Linked DNA regions of Homo sapiens: region 2 is linked to region 1. The links are chromatin loops, found by intact Hi-C in ENCODE. Cell type or tissue: PC-9. All regions are shown on one strand.

Evidence for each region. Peaks named below come from ENCODE experiments on the same cell type or tissue, not always from the same donor. Only the 100,000 strongest peaks of a DNase experiment are listed, where the experiment ranks them.
Region 2: it touches region 1 in a loop (21-fold over the local background); 1 of 110 quality-filtered maps calls a loop at or near these places.

The regions. Positions count from the first base shown.
Region 1 is chr20:43,510,713-43,518,712 of GRCh38, reverse strand. L3MBTL1 (L3MBTL histone methyl-lysine binding protein 1) reads right to left here. Exons shown (of 22, transcript NM_001377303.1): 2 at 5,074-5,237; 3 at 4,652-4,875; 4 at 3,937-4,078; 5 at 3,554-3,704; 6 at 3,298-3,421; 7 at 2,536-2,620. The coding sequence starts at 5,209. Among named protein-coding and RNA genes, the nearest start is that of L3MBTL1, 7.0 kb to the right of the region's middle. RefSeq lists a silencer at 3,850-3,939. In PC-9, CTCF peaks have their summits at 3,974 and 4,180; a DNase peak (open chromatin) is centred at 4,442; H3K4me3 peaks cover 2,224 bases.
Region 2 is chr20:44,200,335-44,208,334 of GRCh38, reverse strand. It overlaps OSER1 (oxidative stress responsive serine rich 1), which reads left to right. Exons shown (of 4, transcript NM_016470.8): 2 at 1,337-1,454; 3 at 5,261-5,374. The coding sequence starts at 1,378. Among named protein-coding and RNA genes, the nearest start is that of OSER1, 6.4 kb to the left of the region's middle. RefSeq lists an enhancer at 3,406-4,605. In PC-9, no CTCF peak of the experiment used is centred here; a DNase peak (open chromatin) is centred at 4,034; H3K4me3 peaks cover 2,997 bases; H3K27ac peaks cover 5,584 bases.

The DNA of each region.
Region 1 (8,000 bases):
TTATCATACCTTTATCGTAGGTATGGATAGGAAAAAAAACAGTATCCATAGGGTTCAGTACTATCCATGGTTTCAAGCGTCCACTGGGGTTCTTGGAATGTATTCCCTGCAGATAAAAGGGGACTACTATAACTGTGAACACAGTCAGAATATCTATTAACGACTAAGTAAGTTGTAGAAACTTGCAATGGTGTGTTAGAAAATCATCATTCACAAAATATGGTTATCGAAAAGGAGAAGATCTATGAGACAGAAGGCCTGAATGGGCACATGAGTCACATGTTTTTAACTCTTAAACTACTGGAGCACTCCGTCAGCACTAGGTATGTCAGGTCTGTGGGACGTGAATTGAACAGCTGGCCATCAAACTGCCAAACAGAGTATAGCTCAAACATAGATTCTTCCCACATACAAGAAACTCAAGCAATCCCAACCCCCATTCCCACCCCCCAGATTCTTCTGTCAGAAGACTCTGAAAATGAGAAAACATTTCAGTCATAGATGCAAACTTCTGTCTACTGATACAGTTTCTTTCCTTGGAAAACGAAAAAAAAAAAAAGGCGTTGGGGGAAAATGTCACACTAATATTCACAGTTGAGACAGTGAGTAGTATGCTTCAAAAGATTTGTACTGGTCAACAGGACCCAGCTAAAAGAATGTTGATTTATGAATCTATTTATCTAAGTAAGATACAGTAGTTGAGCCCACAGGAGTTAAGACACTGCTTCTTTCCTCTGCATAAGTCTTAAGAGGCCATAAACCAAAGAGAGCTAAACCTTTGCCTTCTGATATGAATACCATGGGTGAGACATAATAGTGAAGTTCTGGTTTAGCTACAATGGGCAGAAGTTGGAAGAAGCACTATAAAAAGTTCAGAGCCCTGGGTGCAGATTGGGCTCCTCCAGCTGGCACTGGATCCATCAAGGCAGGATAATGTCCTAAGAAATGACCTCATCTGTCTGGTTCTCTGTGGGACGGGAAAGACAGTGACTGAGGCAACTAAGCCATAGTCCAAGAGAAACCATCAACATAAAAATCATCCATTCAATCCATTCATCCACTGAACAAACACTGATTGAGAACTTATTCCATACCAGGCTCTAGCTAAGCACCAGGGATAAAATGATTAATAAAACAGATACAAGAACCAAGTGCAATGGCACATGCCTATAATCACTGCTACTCAGGAGGCTGGGGCAGGAGGATCCCTTGAGCCCAGGAGTCCCAGGCTGTAGTGTGTCTGTGAACAGCTCTACACGCCAGCTTGGGCAATAGAGTGAAACTCCATTTCTTAAATTAAAAATTAAAATTAAAAAAAAGGCTGGGTGCCTTGGCTCACTCCTGTAATCCCACCACTTGGGAGGCTGAGGTGGGCAGATAACCTGAGGTAAGAGTTCGAGACCAGCCTGGCCAACATGGTGAAACCCTGTCTCTATTAACACAAAAATTAGCCACATGTGGTGGCATGTGCCTGTAGTCCCAGCTACTCAGGAGACTGAGGCAGAAGAATTGCTGGAACCCAAGAGGTGGAGGTTGCAATGAGCCAAGATGGCGCTACTGCACTCTAGCCTGGGCAACAGAGTGAAACTCCGTCTCAAAGAAAAAAAAAAAAAGACGACCAGGCGTGGTACCTCACACCTGTAATCCCAGAACTTTGGGAAGCCTAGGCAGGAGGACTGCTTGAGCCCAGGAGTTCGAGACCAGCCTGAGCAACAAAGTAAGATCCCCATCTCTATAACAAAAATTTAAAAAATTAGCCATGCATGGTGGCATGCACCTGTGGTCCCAGCTACTCAGGAGGTTGAAGTGGAAGACTGCTTGAGCCTAGGAGGTCAAGGCTTCAGTGAGCTGTGTTTGCACCACTTTACTCCAGCCTGGGCAACAGAGCAAGACCCGGTCACCCTCCAAAACTTTTAATTTAAAAAATTTTAAAAAAGAAAAAAAAAAACAGATACTGTCCTTGTGTTGATGGTTTTGAGGGCAGAAGAGAGACATTAAACAAACTGCTACACAGTATCTATGTGATTACAAGTATGCTACTTAGCTACAGTTGACAGTTGTCATGTGGGAATGTGGAGATGGTAATTGAGAAGGCCTGAAGGTTGGAGATATGAATGACCTCTGCTCCATTTTTCTTAGAATCAAAGAGTGAGAATAGGGTTCCAAACAGGAATGTTAGACCAATGACCAGTGCAGGCTTGCCCCACCACTAAAGAGAAGCAATGACATGTGGTGCCAGTAAAAGTTACTCAAGTCTTCAAAAATTGAGCCAAGATCTCCCTGGCACTGGGGCCTAGTCATGACTGGATAATAGAGGATAAACAAACACATCATATAACTCCCAAGAAAATACATACACTAATACACAAACCCAAAATAGTCTCTCACTGTCTCTCTCTCTTTCACACACACTAACTCATGCTCATTTATGCATGTACAACCTACCATCACAATCATAACCCACATTCTCAGCCTCACACCTCCAAAGGTATATACACACCTCACACGAATATATATACACACAAGCCACCGTACCAGGCTGGCTGCTGCTCCACTCCTCACTCTCTGGGGTGCTAGCAGTGGGTTGTCCCTCTGGGTCCTTTCCTTCTTCTTGCTTCTCCTGTAGAAGGCAAGCCTGATCCCAGCTTCTTCTCCTCATGGTTTGGGATGAAGCCCTAGGGTCTGATCCTGGCCCCTACCTGGCTCTCTGGCCATGTGGTGTTCTGCCCCAAACAGGCAGAATTTCTTCTAGGCCGCCAGCAGGAGTGCAGCTCCAGCAGACATCCCCCTATCACTTGAGCACAGACTCACATGAGCATGCACATCCTAATTAAACAGCCTGACTACAACTCTCCTTATTATCTGGTAGAGAAACTGAGTACACAAAAACTTCCTTTGTGATGCTCTTACACGCCCAGTAGAATTCATGCTCTGTCCCTTCCAGCTTCTGCAGCTAGAGCCCTGGGTGTTCCCTGGCCTTTGGCCTAGGCACTGGACTCCAGTGATGGAGTTTTCCAGCTGCCTGCACATGTACTTTGGGTGCTAGTTCACCTGACTATGTCTTAACCTTGACACTAAACTGAGATGGGAGCTCTGGAAAATCAAGAGAGTGATTAATTCATTTCCCTTTAACCAGGTATAGGACCTAACTCAGGATGGGACCCCAAAATATGATGAGTGAGTCATTATGCGTGTCTTCTCTGGCCCAGCTCCATAATCTGGATTGATGGAGGGGACAGTGGGAATTGAGGCATAGGCTATAGCTTCCCCCTCCCTTCCCCACTGCCCTCTTCCTACCATGGCCTCTGGCTCCGACTCCTCCTCTGATGGGCTCTGGTATTCCCTGCGCTTCCTCTTCTTCATGGGTTTGAGGAGCTCAGAAGCGCTGGTAGAGCCTGAGGAGTTCTCCACTATGACTGACCTGAGGAAGGGCCAGCCTTAGGGAAAGAACCACCCGCCCTGCACCACCCAGCCCCTCTCCTAACCCCTGAACAGGAATGAGGCTTTGGGGGCTGAAGGTAGAGCAAGTAGGGCTGCGACCTCCTCCCCTTACCGCTCCTGGAACAGCTGAGGGCAGCCATCATTAGAGGAACCAAGATCTGGACCCGCGGCTTGGTGAGGCCCGCACGCCTGGCACTGACAGGTGCTATCATCCTCTGGGGGGTCCTGATTGGGATCTTCTGGAGGATTCTGGGGGTGGTCCTCTGCGGGGGCCAAATGGGCCTCAGGCCTCCCTCCCCATCGCAGCCACACTCAGGCTCCGCCCACGCCCCCTCAGGCCCTGCCTCCGCCTCGGTCCATCTCCGCATCGGATGGCCTCCTCCAGCCTTCTCCACCCCAGGACCACCCCGGGCCCCGCCCCCGAACCTTCTGGGGCTCAGGCCTCGCCCCACCCGCACAGGGCCCAGCTCAGGGCCTGGGGAGCGGGGCTCCTACCCGCCTGTTGGGGGCCCGCCTCGCCATCTCCCGCCGGGGCCCCGCCATCTTCGTATTCGGTCACGCCTTCCTGCCGCAGCTCGGGGCTCGGGGGCTGCTCCACTCCCGCCATGTTCAGCGGCTTATACTCGCTTATCCGGAACTGGAGCGCGGGAGGGTCTGAGGATTGCGACTCCCGTACGGGTCCTTGACCCATCTCGGAGTCGGTGCCATGGCCCTCTCTTCGCCTCATGCCAGCTCACGCCCTCAGCAGGCCTCAAGACTCCACGCCAGGGGGCCTCACTCCAAGCTACACCAGCCAAACCCTCACTCCAGGCTACGCCCCCAAGCACCTGCGGGGTCCAGTCCCAGGGTGCCCCACTCTAAGCCACGCCCCCAGGCTCCCACAGGCCCAGTCCCACGGTACCCCACTCTAAGCCACGCCCCCAAACTAACACAGGCCCACTCAGGGTGCCCCAGTCTAAGCCACGCCCCCAGACACCCACAGGCCCAGTCCCAGAGTGCCTCACTCCAAGCCACGCCCCCATAGTCCCCAGGGCCTAGGAGTGCTTCAACTCAAGCCACGCCCCGAGAGTCCCTCACTCAAAGCCCACCCCTAGGGCCCATCATCTGAGCCAGCTTCCCCCACTTCCGTCTCAGGTCCAGCCTCCGGGCCTGCAAGCCCCGCCCCATGGCTGCGGTTTACGAGGCTTAGCCAATCCCCACAGACACTGACCCGCAGGCCGCCCCCTGGGGGCGGGGCCGCGGCCTCTGTCCATTCCAGAAGCCGCACTGTGCTGGTGCTGGAGCTGGCCGGCCCGGCGCTAAGCTGCGGCAGGACGGTGGCAGAAACTGGTTCGCAGCCGGCCACTTGCTCCGGGGCACCCACATGGATTGGCTCCCGGGGAAAGCAAGACACATCCAGGGCACTGCTGGGCAGGCCGAGGGTGGCCGAACTGGCTGTAAACAGATATACAAATAGACACGACACAGGTGAGTCTAGTGGCCCTACCTCAATCCGGCCATGCATGTGTAGGCATGTGAAGGAAGGCAGGTGGAGGACAGTGAAAACGGTCATCCCCTCTCCAGGATCCACACTTGCTTGAGCAGGTACAGAGATGCTCTTCCTTCCCAGACTCCTACCCTAGCTTGACTCACCTGGAATGATGAAGGCAGTTGCGGGCAGGTGAGGACCAGAACCGGGGCTGTCTCCGGCCACCAAGTGCATGCTGACCTCCCCTGTGGAAGGCCCCTTCAGTGTCCTCAGCATCTCCATTTCAGCATGCCCCTCCATCCCAGCATGCCCCTCCATCCTGGCAGGCCTACAAGCCAAACATAGCCCCCAGGGTGATCAGGTGGGGACCTTTGTTACAGCAGCAATGGAGATGTGAAGGGATGGGGCTTCTTTGAGAAGCTAGCCACCTTCAAACCCGTGACCTGCAGAGAAAGGCCTCAGTCCTGTGGGGAGTAGGGTGTCTTCAGAGACCAGCATCAGGTCTGGCTCCTGTTCTGGCCAGGCCCTGCACCTCCCCAGTCTCTGTAAGGATGGTAAGGATGGGTAGGGTGGCATGTGTGAGGGTACTTTGTAAACTGTGATGTACAAAACTGACTCTGGGGAGCATGACTCAGGTCAAGGTTCTGTGTGGCCAGTTGTCTCCAGGACATAGCCCAGGCCACATCCAAACTCACCTTTTTCTTGACCCCACCTCTATCCCCACTGGAATCACTCCCTCCTCCCTCTGGGGATTCAGAGACCTCAAGTACCAGGTTTTCCTTCACCCATACAGGGTTCATCTTCCTGGGAGGTGGGATCTTTCCTGATCATGTTCTTTTATGGCCCTGTCCACCACTCCCTCCAACCCCAAGCACAGGGTGGGCACTCAAGCATCTGCTGAACAAATGTATGCATCTGAAGAGCAGAGACATAGTGTACGAAGACGCAGTCAAGTCAGTACGTGATTTTGTTTTAATAACGCAAAGGCAGTAGAAGCATTTCACAGAGTTCATTCAACAGGTAAAGACATAAAGAAAAAGACCTAGAGATACAAAGAATATACTTAATATCTATTTACTCAGCACCTAAAATGTACTGACCACTGTCCTACTTGCCTTACCAGCACTGTCCAGTAGAATTTTCTGTGATAATGAGAATGTCCAATACTTAAACTGTCCAACACCGTAGCCACTAGCCACATGTGGCTATTGAGCACTTGAAATGGGCTACTATGACTGAGGAACTGAATTTTTTATTTTATTTAATTTTAATTAAATTTAAATAGTGACCAGAAGGTAGGTACAGTGGTGCATGCCTGTAGTCCCAAGTTCTCTGGAGACTGACACGGGAGGATGGCTTGAGCCCAGGAGTTTGAGGCTAGCCTGGGCAACATAGCGAGACCCTGTCTCTGACAAGAAATAAGTAAATAAATAGCGACAGTAGCTATGACTATTGTATTGGACAGCACAGCTTTAGACGTATTAAAATTGGCCTGTCAGTGCTACCTCCAAAACACACTGAAGGTCTAACCACTTCTCTCCATCTCCATTGCTGCCATGCTAGTCCCAGCCAACATCAGCTCTCTTTGGACTTCTGAAATTGCCTTCTAACCCATCTCCCTGCTTCCTTTCCTGCACCCCTACAGTCTACTCTCCAGTCGAAAAAGCTTTAAAAACATAAACCAAATCACATAATTTCCCTATCTAAATTCTTCAGTGGCTCTCTATTGCCCTTACAGTAAAATCAAAGCACTTTGCCCTAGAAAATCTGACCTCTGCTTTTCCCTCTGGCCTCATCCTCCACCACTCTTCCCCTGTTCTCTCCACTCAACAGACTCTGGTTTCCTTCTATTGCTTGACCAACATTCCCACTCACAGCCTTTGCCCTTGCTGTTCCCTCCCTCTGGAATGCTCTTCCCCAAGCTCTCTGCTTGACTGGCTCCTTCCCATCCTCCAGGCCTTAACTCAATAGTCACCTCCTCAGAAGAGGTCTTTCTTTACCAATTTTTTTTTTTTTTTTTTTTGAGATGGAGTCTCGCTCTGTTGCCCAGGCTAGAGTGCAGTGGTGCCATCTCGGCTGACTGCAACCTCTGCCTCCCAGGTTCAAGCAATTCTCCTACCTCAGCCTCCTGACTAGGTGGGATTACAGGCACATACCACATAGCCTGGCTATTTTTTGTATTTTTAGTAGAGACGGGGTTTCACCATGTTGCCAGGCTGGACTGGAACTCCTGACCTCAGGTGATCCGCCCACCTCGGCCTCCCAAAGTGCTGGGTTTATAGGCGTGAGCCATCGAGTCCGGCCTGACCAAGGAATTTAAAGCAGCAGCACACCCCTCACCCCATCCCACCACTATCTGTCTCATTACTATTATATATTTCTTTCTTTCTCATCCTTCATTATAATCAATAGTGATCTTCAATTATTTATTTCTGTGTTTGATCAGTCATCTCCACATAAATGCTGACCGTCTGTCTTATTCATTGCTGTATCCCCAACACTTAGTACCTGGCACATAGTAGGTGCTTAATAAGTCCTTGTGTTGGATTTCAGTAACTTGAACTTGTTAATAAAAAACAGTGTATGGGGCCGGCTTGGTGCCATGTGCCTGTAATCCCAGCTACTGGGGAGGCTGAGGCAGGAGAATCGCTTGAACCCGGGAGGTGGAGGGTAGAGGTTGCAGTGAGCCGAGATCGTCCCACTGTACTCCAGCCTGGGAGACAGAGCAAGACTCCATCTCAAAAACCAAAAACCAAAACCAAAACAAAAAAACACTGTATGGGCCCAATGCAGTGGCTCACACCTGTAATCCCAGTACTCTGGAGGCTGAGGTGGGAGGACTGCTTGAGCCCAAGAGTTCAAGACCAGCCTAGGCAACACAGGGAGACTCTGTCTCTATAAAAAATTAAAAAATAAAAATAAGCCAGGTGTTGCAGTATATGCCTGTAGTCCCAACTACTCCAGAGGCTGAGGCAGGAGGATTGCTTGAGCCCGGGAGGTCAAGGCTGCAGTGAGCCATGATCTCACCACTGTACTCCGGTCTAGGTGACAGAGCGAGACCCTGTCTCTAAAGAAAAAAAAAAAATTAGCT
Region 2 (8,000 bases), 690 kb before region 1:
AAGTCCTGATTCCTTGCCTCTTTATTTTGCGCTGGTACTACAATAATATAATGGTTACTTTATATCAAACATTATGACACCTTGACCTTTGGAATATTAGAGGTCTCACAATAACTTCGGAGCCACCTTGAGAAACGAGCAGATATGAATCAGAGAGGACCCAAGGGCCGTTGGAGAGGCACTGCTCCCTCTGAGAATGCCCAAGAGGGGTGGGGGCGGGGGGGGGCGGGTAAAGGCTTAGAAATAAAGAGGTGAAGTGAACCTTTTGCTTCAAATATTCTCTATTTCTATTTTTTTTGTGGTACTTTTCTTCTGATTCTCTCTGATATGTTCATAGATGCTGGTTTGCTTAATTTGTATTCAAAATTTGGTACTAATAACCCTGAGTGAAAAAATAATTTGGAGACTAGATTCAAGGGTTTATTAACAGACTTCTCTGTTGTGTTTCTTGTTGCTTTGGTTGGTTCTTCATCTACCTTTCTCTGTTTAAATATAAAAATCAGGTGGAAAATATGGAGGACTTTGATTAATCAAACTAGTTAAGAGATCATTTAGTGGTGCGTCTACACAATAGTCATTTCTGTTTTTTTTCTTTACTTTCAACCTTTCTTTAGGCTAAAGAGAAGTTTGTTTGTTTTCTTTTCTTTTTCCACTCATGTGCACAATGAAGTTTTTAGGGGGTTGCAAGTGTATAGTTCATTTATTTTCTTTCTTGTTTAACAATTAATTACACTATTCCAGGCTATGAAGAAAAACACAAATGGAAGTATCAACCTTACTGGTAGAGTGCATTTCTAATTCTGCTTTCACAGTGGTAACGTCTTGTTCTCTAAAACGTGTCTTCCTGTGAACATAGCTGTCTGGGTCAGGACTGCTCTAGAGAAATGCTATCATGTGTCATGAAAGTTATACTTAACTAGGGTTAGGCCAGACAAATACTCAGTGTCATTTTAAAGAATCAGAGTGCTATAATTTTAGCTATTCCCTTTTATTTCTGATGTCATTTTGTTCATAGGTTTCTAGACCAACTGGGGAGATTCCCGTTAAAAAGTATGTATACTGAAACATAGATTTTAGATCATCTAGTTTCCAAAATTGTGTAATAGGATTTTGGCATCAAGTATGTGAACAGTTTATATTCTGTCATAGTACATATCCATTTTTGGTATCATTTCATTTGTTTCCCTTTAAGAAATAAAACCTATAGTCTCCAGTTATCTACACTGAAACTTCCTTTTTGAAATAAAAATTTGCTTTTTTTTTCTAACAGTAATGGTAACAGGTATACTTTTGATCCCACCTGTTTTTACTTTGCTCACTTTATTTTCTTTTTTAGTGTAAACAGGAACATCGATAAGTAGTGTAAAAACTTGCACAATGAAATCCGAAGCCAAGGATGGAGAGGAGGAGAGTCTACAGACTGCTTTCAAAAAATTAAGAGTGGATGCATCAGGGTAATTAAATATGTAATATATTATTTGGAATTATTTGTTTACTTATTTTAAATAGTCCCTTTTCCCTAAAAAGCTCTTCCTCTTTTAATATTTCTCATTATTGAAAGAAGATATAAATGCTAATAGTGCGACATTCTTCCAGATTCTGCACAGTATTGTTTTAGTTTAAAAAGAAAACCCTTTGGTTAAATTTGAAAAGTAGCAGTTCATTTGCCCTCCCAGGTTGGGTGTTTTGGTTTCGTTCACTTTGAGGAGGGCTTCCCCCCCACTTCTTTTTAATCAAAGATTATCAAGCGGTGTCCCACTAGGGATTTTATCATACATCTCAAGGGAATCACAGTATTTTTCACTAAAAGTGGGTTGGCTCAGTGGAAATCTATGAAGACATTGTAGATTTCATGGTCTGTGATTGCTCAGTCTATCACTATGGAAACCTCTATTCAGGAGGGTTCTGTCACTGAGATCAATAACCTTGGACCCTTTGGCCAAACTAATTAGAGCACCTGCATACCAGCTGCTCTCTGAATGTTAGTATTTCACCCTTTGCAAAATGTTCTGTGTAAGACTCTTCTCACACCAATTCTTTCTCCCAGGCCAAAATAAATCAACATTTTTAATGGATATAAGAATTTCTTTTCATAAATGGAAACTAAACACTGGAAGCTCAGAGTAGAACACCCACAAGTAATAATCATCATCATTAAAGTTTATTATTCACTTCCTGTGCCCTCAACACTGGGTTAAGTACTTTGTGCGCATTATTTAATTCTCACTACACCTTAGGACATGGGTACTACTGTCATTTCAGTTTACAGATGAGACTCACACAAATTAAATTACTTGCTAAAAGTCACATTGGTAGGACGTTGCAGAGCCAGGATTTGAACCTAGATAGCCTGTCTCCAGAACCTCTGCTCTTTTTTTTTTTTTTTTTTTTTTTTGAGACGGATTCTGGCCCTGTCGCCCAGGCTGGAGTGCAGTGGCGCAATCTCAGCTCACTGCAAGCTCCGCCTCCCGGGTTCACGCCATTCTCCTGCCTCAGCCTCCCGAGTAGCTGGGACTACAGGCGGCCACAACCACACCTGGCTGATTTTTTGTATTTTTAGTAGAGACGGGGTTTCACTGTGTTAGCCAGGATGGTCTTGATCTCCTGACCTGGTGATCCACCCACCTCGGCCTCCCAAAGTGCTGGGATTACAGGCGAGAGCCACTGCGTCTGGCCCAGAACCTCTGCTCTTAACCATCCTTTATGTGGTACCTTGAAGGCGATAGGAAGAAATGCATGCAGTACCTAGCACAAAGTGAAAACTAGATGTTAGTTGTTGTTACAGCCACCTGCCTATTGCTAGTACTATTTTTGGGCTATCAAATGAGAAGATTTATGCTGATAGATTTGCACAGTAGATGTTATAGGTGCTCATATTTGCTTCCATGTTACTTCAAAAACATATCTTTCCTCCTGATGGTTTTCTAATATGGTCAACTTGCCAGTTCATATCAGTACTTTGATAAATTGTCTTGGGAAACAGAAGCAAAGCAGAGAAGCAGAGAGTTCCAGATTGTGGCTGCAGTGTATCCTTTGTGATTTCTTATATAGGAATAATTTTTTTATATCAGGAAAATACTAGGAATGTGTACCCACAATTATACATACAAATCTCTTAGTGTGTAATTTTGTATAAGTAACTCTTGATACACGGACTTCTTTCCTGATGTTTTAAGAAGTTGAAATGTAAAATAAAGCCAGGCCGGGCATGATGGCTCATGCTTGTAATTCCAGCACTTTGGGAGGCCAAGGTGAGCACATCACTTGAGCTCAGGAGTTTGAGACCAGCCTCGGCAACATGGTGAAACCCGTCTGCAAAAAAACAAAGAATTAGCTAGGCATGGTGGTGCGTGCCTGTAGTCCCAGCTGCTCTGTAGGCTGAGGTAGGAGGATCACTTGAGCCCGGGAGCTGGACGTTGGAGTGAGCTGAGATCATGCCACTGCACTCCGGCCTGCGCAACAGAGCGAGACCCTGTCTCAAAAAAAAAAAAAGTAAAATTAAGCCATTTTGGTATCCCTAAAAATTACTTGGAACATTATTTAAAAATTTTTCAAAATATATGGTCAAAAATTATGTATTTGTAAAACCACATGCTGCATGTTCTCACTTAGAAGTGGGGGCTAAACATTGAACACACGTGGACATGGGAACAATAGACACCGCTGACTACTGGCGTGGGGAGGGCAGGAGCGGAATGTGGGTGGAAAACCTACCTATAGGGTACTGTGTTCACTACCTGGGTCCAGTATACCCATGAACAATCCTGTGTATGTACCACCTGTATCTAAAGTAAAAGCTGAAATGAAAAAAAATTATATATTTGTAGCATGTATTCTGCCTTGAGTAAAATTATATTTGTAGCATATATTCTGCCTTGAGTAAAATTATAAGAAGGGAAGGAGAATATTTGAGAAAATGAAATAAGAGAAGGGGTGAGTCATTAGCATGACTAAGCAGAATAAGACTTGTGTAGTAGTGTATCATACATTCTAGTTGTTTTATATTGTTGCCAGTTTACAAATGGGATATCTGAGGATTGACTCATAAACTAACCAGGCCTTGCCAGGAATTTAGCATGATCCTGTTCAACAGGTTTTCCTTAGTGGTATTTGTCTTATTAGGACAAATCTCTATATATTTATTACAAAACAATATCCTATTTATCTGATTGTAACATAATACATGCTTATTATAGAAAAATTTACAAAAACAAAACAGGATAAAAACAGAAGTAAAAATCACAGTTTACCGTAACCACTGTTAACATCTAGACCACTGGTTCATGATAGCCTATACTTATTTTACATAGTTGAGATCATAATATATGTATAGGTGTTTAACCATGCTGCTTTCTCCTTATAAGCATTCCCCCATATCATTAAAAGTTCTTTGTACACTTAATTTCTAATAATTTCCCAACATTTTGCCATATAGATATGCCATAATTTAGAAATACAGTATTTTTTTTCTATTAGATATTTAGGTTATTCCCAGTTACTTTTTACTTTCAATTATGTTTTGTTGAACATCCTTTCATTTTAGTAGATTAATGTCGCTTTCTAAAGAATTTTTGTCAACACCATAGCATGTATAGTAGGAGGGGTGTGTGTGTGTGTGTGTGTGTGTGTGTGTGTGTGTGAAAAAAGTCTGGAAGGATTTCCACCAATGTTTGATGTTGGTAGTCTCTGGGTTGTGAGGTATGGATGATTCTGTTTTTCTTGCTTTTAGATTTTTTCACGTTCTTTACTGGGAACCCATATTATCTGTATAATTTTAAACCGCAAGGATTTAACTCTGAGTAATATTTCAAGTTCATTTGTTGCAAAAGTTAGAATATTTTTCTAAAAGTTGCATAATATTTGAAAATGTATTCAGTGTTAAGTTAGATGGAGTCTCCTAAACTAAGTTTAGTTCCATGACTCTGGTTTGCCCGCATAAGATAAATGGTCAGTGTCATTAGCATTCTCTGGCCATAAGGCCTGATCTGCCCCAGGGAAACAGCCTGAAAGTCTATTTATATCCTGCTGCTGGGTACACTTACCAGTCATTCTTTGGCTTATGATTTTGCAGCCATGGGCTTTTAGGGATACTCTAGATTTGGTTTTGAAGGAAAATTTACATTAAAAGCTGAGCAATTTTTGAGAAACCCAAACTAGAAAAAAAAATGTATTGATAAAAGTTGTATTTGAGCTAGTGAGAACAATATGTTCTCCTCATTTTACAGTTTTTTGTAGCTGTAAACTTTGTTCTTGTCTTCAGGTCTGTAGCATCTCTGTCTGTTGGAGAAGGCACAGGTGTCAGAGCACCAGTCAGAACAGCAACAGATGATACCAAACCTAAAACCACATGTGCATCTAAAGACAGTTGGCACGGGTAAGAGCTTCTTATTGAGATGATTTTTATTCCAATATTATAATAGTATTGGATTTTCCTTTCTGAGTGTCCAGAAAAGAGTTAGGTTATGATATAGAACCTAAGACCCAATGATTAGATGAGGACCTATTCCTTCTTTTGCTGAATTTGCTGAGACTTTTTTTTGGCCTGGTCCATAGTCAATTTTTACAAATATTCTATGTCTGTTTGAGAAGATTGGGACTTCTCTAATTATTCTTGGGTTCTCTGTCCATTAAGTCAGGCTTTTAAATGTGTTATTGGAACCTTTTTTTCAATTTTTTGGTCAACTTGACTTACAAATAATAGAGATGTATGTTGAAATCTACCCCATGGAAGTGTATTTGTCTATTTTCCCTTTAAATTCTATGTTTTTGCTTTATGTATCTTGAGGTTATTTTGTTGGATTTATATAGCATAGGTTTAGAATGTTTTCTTTCTGGTGAATTGAAACTTTTATTATGTAGTGACATTCTTAATCCCTCATAATGGCTTTTGTCTTAAAGTTTTCTTCTAGTTAGTGTTTCGCTTGTGTGTCTTTTTCTATTCTTTTTTTTTTCTTAAGATGGAATCTTGTTCTTGCTCTGTCACACAGACTGGAGTGCAGTGTCACAATCTCAGCTCACTGCACCCTCCGCCTCCCCGGTTTAAGCAGTTCTGCCTTGGCCTCCCAGGTACCTGGGGTTACGCAGGTGCCCGCCACCATGCCCGGGTAATTTTAGTATTTTTAGTAGAGACAGAATTTCATCATGTTGGCCAAGCTGGTCTCAAACCCCTGACCTCAGGTGATCCACCCACCTCGGCTTCCCAAAGTGCTAGGATTACAGGTGTGAGCCACCACACCCAGCCTACTAGTCTTTCAAGCGTTCTGTGTTCTTGTATTTTAGCTGTGTTTCATATAAATAGCATATGACTAGGTTTTATTTTTTTCTGTTTTATTCAATGTGATCAGTTTGTTTTTAACTGCTGAGTTTAGTGCATTTACATTTATTTGATTATTGGTATCTTCAGAAGTGATTCTGTCATTTTACTTTATTTGTCCTGCTTTTTTCTATTTTTTTCCCACCTTACCTCTCCTCCTTTCCTTTCCAATTGTTTAAACACAATTGTTTTCAAGGATTTTGTTTGTTCTTTTCCTCTAGTGGTTTGGAAATGGCACACTTTGTTTCTATTCTTTCAGTAGTTGTTAGCCTTGATTTTACCATGCATGCTTTTAACAAAGACAAAAATTAATGGTAATTTAGCCCTTCTCCTTAGAAACCCTTTCCTCTGATCTCCTGACTTCCATGATATAGTTGCCCAATATTTTAGTCGTTACTTAATCTCACAGACTAGGTTTTATTATTATTTAAGCAGACAGTGTTTATTTAGATTTTTCTGTTTGCTTATATCTTCTTTCCTCACCATGCTTTCACCTCAGACCTCCCATATACAATCACTTACTTTTTTCCTAAAGTAGTTTCTTTAGTGAAGGTTTATTATTAGTAAATAGGACCTCTGCATTGTATAACTCCATATAAATACATTTGAAAGGGCCCCCGATGTTAAATACCATCAGGTCCTATTGGTAAATAACAATCATCTGTATCCATGGGGGATCAATTCCAGGTCCTCCCCACTCACACGCCCCTCTCAATACCAAAATCTGAGGATGCTTATGTCTGTTAGACAGAATGGTATAGTGTTTGCATACAACCTATGCTCATTCTCCTGTATACTTTAAACCATCTCTAGAGTACTTATAATACCTACCACAATGCTTACACAGCACTTCACTCACACAGACTCAGCATAGTGCTTAGAGCACAGCAAATTCAAGGTTTGCTTTTTGGAACTTGGTGGAAGGGGTATTTTCAGTCTGCTGCTGGTTGAATCCACAAGTGTAGAATCCGTGGATACAGAAGACTGTACTTTGCTTTCATTTATCTGAAAATGTCTTTATTTCTTCCTTGGTTTTGAAAGATAGAGTTGATATAGTTGACATTATATTTCTAGATTGACAGTTATTTTCTCTTAGCACTTAAATTAGGTACAGTTCATTGTCTTCTGGTTTCGTTACATTGGTATTGAAAAGCATACCTTCAATCCAATTGTTATTAATTTGGAAATAATCTTTCTAGTCTCTGGCTGCTTTTAAGATCTTCCTGTTGTCTTTGCTATTCTATAGTTTTGCTACAGAGTGTCTCTTATGTGGATTTCTTTTTATCCTGCTCCAGTGTATTTCCTGTGTTCATAGATTCTCTTATCAATTCAGAAAATTTCTTGGTCATTATGTCTATAAAAATCACTTGTCCTCTGTTCTCTGTATTCGTTTCTTCAGAAATTCCAGACTTACTCTGTCATCTCTCTTAACTTTTACATTTTTTCCAAATCCTTGTCTCTGTACTGCCTTTTAGGTCAGAGGTTGACAAACTTTTTTTGTAAAGCACCGTATGGTAAATTTTTTAGCCGTTGGAGGCCAAGAAGCAAAAATTCAAGGATATTAATAAGTGCTTAAATAAGAGAGAAAACTCCTACTCTACCCTGTTTGCCTGGGGTTGGCCGTCCTGGCTGGTGGACACATTCTGTCTTCAGTTGCTGAGACAGTCGCAGGATAGAGTGACTAGCC